2 separate regions of the Mus musculus genome follow, and region 2 is linked to region 1. Evidence: chromatin loops called from intact Hi-C (ENCODE). Cell type or tissue: left cerebral cortex. All regions are shown on one strand. Links, peaks and the distances in the headings refer to the core of each region. The heading gives the core; the rest is flanking DNA. Region 1 has its middle 8.8 kb from the start of Gm46962. Region 2 has its middle 170 kb from the start of Gm46962.

Region 1 (2,825 bases), core at 18-2,517:
TGGGACATGGAACAGTTTGAAAGTGGACAGAGGCAGGGGGAAAATAAAATATGGGGTATAAAAAATTAATGAATAAATATTTTTTAAAAAAGAATCTAAAACTTCACATGAAAGTGTTGTTAGTACTCTCAGTTAGACTATATATATATATATATATATATATATATATATATATATATATGCTACAAAAATGGTAGAATAAGAATGCCTTCATCAGAAGCATCTGGAGAACATGCCTGAGAGAAGAGATTTTGCCCCCACAAATCTCAGAGACCAGTCCTTTACATGTATATGGGGCGACGAGATTATGAAGGGCAGACGGTCTGAAAAGCATATGGCCTTGTGGAAGAAGGTAAAATAGCCTTTGCATAGATGTTAGCATAGCATTGAGACTGCTTGATTTGGGACGTCTGTCAGTAAGTTTCAGGTAAATGCTTAATACAATGAGAACCTATGGGACAATTGTCACCATGAGTTTATGTTTTCACTGGGTATATTTTAGTCAGTGTTGTATTAACACACAAAGAGGAGAAAATGTGAAGACTGTCTATAAGTTCTGCTCCAGGTGAATTTTTATGGTGTTTTTCTTGTCATTATCAGAAATAAGCAGAATGATATTCATTATAATGCCTGGAACTGCAAGCCTGTTCAAGAGACTGCATGGGGTGGTCATAAAACCTAAGAAAAAACCTACCATTGTTTGTTTAGCTGCTTTGTTTTTCTTTTATTTGTTTTATCTTGCTTGCTGAATGGGGATGGCATCAAACTGCTTTGTACATCTGTATATTTAAACCCATAGAATGGTGCTATTCTTAGCATTCATCCTAGAAGACTTCTTTCAGTAGATACTGGTTAAGGCAGAGTACAGAATTAGTGAAAGTACAGAAAATATGTGACTGTGAAATTCCTTAAAAGGAATGTTCCCCCATCCCCATTTTAACAAAGCAGAGATAATCACGGAACAAGAGACAGAAAGAACATAAGATACAATTATTGTGGGGAATGCTGTGAAATAGCATCTTCTAGACATAACATGGCCATTATTCATATGAGCAAACTGCCACCGCAGTTATTTGCACAAGATTTGACTCATCACCATTTCATCAAGCAAGGGGAAGGGGTGCATGTGTTCTTACTCTTCGTAGAATATCTGGGTAACAAGGGACGCTAGGGAAAGGAGGGGGTTATTCTCTATGTGCTATAATCATATTCCAGAAATAATGTGTACTCATGAAGCATTCATAATTAAATTCAGAAGAAACAACAAAAAAGTCAGCAAATTAGAAGAGGCTATTTTGAGAAGGCTTTACCAGGAGACTGGAAAGGAAAATAAAAGAAAACAGAGGCTAAGTGCTCAAATACAATATATACATGCATGTCAAATATAAATTTTCTATATAAATTCTGAAGCATATTGTTTCATATATGCAACTGGTACACTCTAGCAATTTGGTAACTTACACAGGGTTGTGTAAAAAGAACTCTTGGTTTCCTTACTTGAAGATGTCTGGCACTGGAATCATGTTGTCCCCATGGCATGCAGCCAAGCAGCAATTTCAATCTTCTTTAAAATGATTGTCTCCAAGTAGGCCTGTGGTAACCAGTACACAGTTCTCCCAGTCTGCCCCTCCATCTACAACTGGTGAAGATCCTGCTCCTAGAAACCAAAGCTTGCCTGTCTCTCAGGAGGTTCACCCCAACCAGGAACACAGGAGGTCTACCCTAACCAGGAACACTATAGGTATGTTCTAACCAAGGACAAAGGAGGCCATCCCTAACCAGAGACAGCACTGCTTGCCTCCAAGGAGGCATACTCTAACCCAGGTCACAGAGCTCTACATAGCTCCAGTCAGAGACACTCAGGCTAGTTAACACCAGAAAAAAACATATGACCAGAGACAAGCACAAGAACATAAACAACAGAACCCAATACAATCCAGCCGCATCAGAACCCAATTTTCCCACCACAGCAAGCCCTGGATATTCTAACACACCTAAAAAGCAAGATTCTGACCTAAAATCCCATCTCATGAAGATGATAGAGGCCTTTAAAGAGGATATAAATAACTCCATTAAAGAAATACAGCAAAAAAAAAAAAAAGAAATACAGCAAAATACAGGCAAAACAGGTAGAAGCCCTTAAAGAAGAAACAAATCCCTTAAAGACATACAAGAAAATACAATCAAGCCAGTGAAAAAATTGAACAAAACTCAAAGACATAAAAATGGAATTAGAAACAATAAAAGAAACCGCAAGGAACCCTGGAGATAGAAAACATAAGAAAGAGGTAGGGAGCTACAGATGGTGGTTGAAAGGTAGTTTTTTGTTTATCATTTGCTTAGTATTCTCTTCTTTTCTATACATTTTAAATTTTACTTAATCTTCTTTTATTACACTCCAGATTTTATCTCCCTCTTGGTCCACCCTCTGACTATTCCCCCATCTCATTCCTCCTCCCCAACCCCTTTCTCCACAAAGATGTGCCCACCCCCACTAGACCTCTAAACTCTCTAGGGCTTCCGGTCTCTTGAGGGTTAGGTGCATAATCTCTGACTGAACCCAAACCCTGCAGTCCTCTGATATATATATATATACATATACATATACATATACATATACATATACATATACATATACATATACATATACATATACATATACATATACATATATATATGTTGTGGGCCTCATATGCTGTCTGGTCGGTGTTGCAATGTCTAAGAGGTCTTGGGGGTCCAGGTTAGTTGAGACTGTTGATCACCCTCCTCCTTAGCTCCTCCCAGCTTTTCTCTAATTTAACCACAGGGGTCAGGAGATTCTGTCC
Region 2 (2,825 bases), core at 23-2,522, 160 kb after region 1:
AGACTCCAGGGTAGGGAAATGCCAGGGCGGGGAGGCAGGAGTAGATGGGTGGGTGAGGGATCAACCTCATAGAAACAAGGGTAACAAGGATGGGATAGGGGATTTCTGGAGGAGAAACTAGAAAAGAGGATAACATTTGAAATGCAAATAAATAAAATATCCAATAAAAGCAGAAGACAGATAAAAATAATTCATAGGAATATGTGGACTCAGAAAAAAGGGGAACAGAAAAACATATGTTCACTCCTTTGTGGATCCTATATATTTTAAATGTTCAGTTCATGTGTGTGTGTGTGTGTGTGTGTGTGTGTGTGTGTGTGTATCTATTCATGTGTGCATCTGTATATACATGGACACGTGGGTGTGTATGTGTGTGATATTTATTTGTGTATTTATTTGTATGTGTATGTATATGTACATATGTATGTATGTGTATACGTGCATGAAATAGAGAGATTTAAATAGAGAAGAGAAATGGACAGAGAATGAGAGAGACAAAGAGAGAGAGAGAAAATTAGATGAGGGAATAAAAAGAAAAATGATAACAGGAAAGGAAAATGGAAATACTGATGTTTAGTGGATGTGGTCAAAATATATGATATACTTGAAAGATATCACATTATGAAACTTATGTGTAATGAATGCACATCAATAAAAACATTTAAGTTGCAGAAAGATGGCTTAGGATGCAAAGATTCTTGCCACCTAGCTTGATGTCCACTAATTATCACAAGAACCCACATGGCAAAAAGAGACAATAAAGTCCAAGTTGTCCTCAGTTGTCCAAAACACCGCATACATTCTTACCTACAGAGAGAAAGAGGGAGATGCAGAGAGAGAGGGGCAGAGAGAGAGGAGGGGGCACACATCCACATAAAGATTAACTAAATGCAAGGATTAATTTTTTTCTTTGTGAAAAGAAAGGAATCAGGAAAAATACATACACAATTAAGGAAGAAAAGTCCCTAGAAACTAGAAAAAAAAAGTTTCCTTGCCTGGAGACAACAAACCAAAATGCAATTTGCCAACATCACCACCTCAGTCTATAGAACCTTATGGTTGATACCAGATTTTCAGAACTGAAAAAGGATAAATCCCTCACCTTCAAACAACAGAGTTTGTGCTAAATTGTTACAGAAAGACTACAAAGATAACACTGAATTCTTTACTAGACTTTAGTGTATAGACTTTTCATACCAAAAGTCATAAGAGGCAGTGAACACATCATTTTTTGCTGGGCTCAGCAAATTTTTTGTCTGTTTTTTCAAGCACATCAACTCTCAGGGAAAAGGGGGAAGTGTGCAGGCTAGGGCTGTGTGTGGTGCAGGCAGCTGGTGAGACTCTCAAGGTGGAGGTTTGTGTAGGAGGCTGAAGCACTGTGGGAGGAATGTGTAAATGCTGCTGACAGAAATAAACTGCCACATCTTCAGCCTGCACACTGCTGATGGTCAGAGTGAAATCTGTCACAGATCCACTGCCTATGAAACGATCAGGGACTCCAGAGTACCTATCAGATGTCCAGGTGATCAACGGTGTAGGAGTTTGCCCTGGTTTCCACTGGTGCCAGACCAAACAGTACCTTTGGTTTCCACTCCATAAAAGATTCTGATTGGATTTGCAGCTGATAGTGACCCTCTCTCCTGCTGACACAGTCAGGGATGGTATAGACTGGGTCAACACAATTTCCCCACAAGCACCTGCAATAATGAGTAAACAGTGAATATGCACACATACACAAACATAGACTCAAATAATAGTTAAAATTTGTCGTTTAAATGACCTTATAATGTCATACTGTCATAACATTACTATGGAAGAAATATTACACACTGGCACATAGTACAAATTTCTTATATACAAAGATATGACCCTGAAAAGATTATACTTTAAATTTCTCACCAGACACCCATAGCAGCAAAAATATGAGGACATGGGTCTCTGATACCATATTGCTCCCCTGCCTGTCTGATGCTGTTCAGTCACAATCCAAAGGCCTGGTTTATACATTATGAGTAGCTGGGCTGGGCTGGGCAGGCAGAACCCATGCAAAGCAGACATAAAATGAAAAAAAAAAATGCCTGGGCAGTGTGTGAGAGTGGCTGGTGTCAACCAACATGCAAAAAAAAAAAAAAAAAAAAAAAGCCATCAGAGAGAGCACAAGCAAAAACTGAAAGTGATTAGTGATTGGCTTCCCCATCACCAACAGAAATCTACTATGGGATCTAATAAGTTTAGGTTAAAATCCAAGACATATTTAAATCAGGTGACTTTTGTAGAAACTTTAGGAGAGCTGTCTCAGATTAACCATTCTAGAAAACACAATAAGATATGCTGAGAAAAATCACAGGAATACAAGAAAGAAACAGAGTAAGAAATATGGCCCATAAAAGATACTAATGCTAGAGGAAGGGTAGGAGGGAAGTAAAAAAAATTGAAGATAATTTGTTCATTGTCTCCTATCACCAAATCCACTTTTATAAAGAGGACATGAACAGGGCCTCAGGTATTTGGGCCCCAACTTCCAAGATAAACATGAGACTGAGATGCAAGAAGAAGCCCAGATAAGCTCTGTAAAAATCCTAGGCGACATTAGTGTAAGCCTAGGATCAGAGAAGCTTTAATCCCAAAGTAAAGGCAAACCCAACAGAAACTGACAATCATGTTTCTCACAACTTCAGGGACATTAAGGAGAGTTATAACTTTGGGAATATGGAGGAGAATAAAAGAAACCAGGTTTCTTCACTTCATTGTGCCTGGACACCAGCAATACCAAAAGGGGTTATTCCACAAAGGCATATTCTAGAGAAGTCTAGAAATTATCAGGA

Evidence for each region. Hi-C counts contacts between places; a loop is a spot of excess contacts. Peaks named below come from ENCODE experiments on the same cell type or tissue, not always from the same donor. Only the 100,000 strongest peaks of a DNase experiment are listed, where the experiment ranks them.
Region 2: it touches region 1 in a loop (5-fold over the local background); 9 of 42 quality-filtered maps call a loop at or near these places.

The regions. Positions count from the first base shown.
Region 1 is chr6:70,228,130-70,230,954 of GRCm38, forward strand. It overlaps Igk. Among named protein-coding and RNA genes, the nearest start is that of Gm46962, 8.8 kb to the left of the region's middle. In left cerebral cortex, for the core only: no CTCF peak of the experiment used is centred there; a DNase peak (open chromatin) is centred at 1,529.
Region 2 is chr6:70,385,291-70,388,115 of GRCm38, forward strand. It overlaps Igk and Igkv8-16. Among named protein-coding and RNA genes, the nearest start is that of Gm46962, 170 kb to the left of the region's middle. In left cerebral cortex, for the core only: no CTCF peak of the experiment used is centred there; a DNase peak (open chromatin) is centred at 1,327.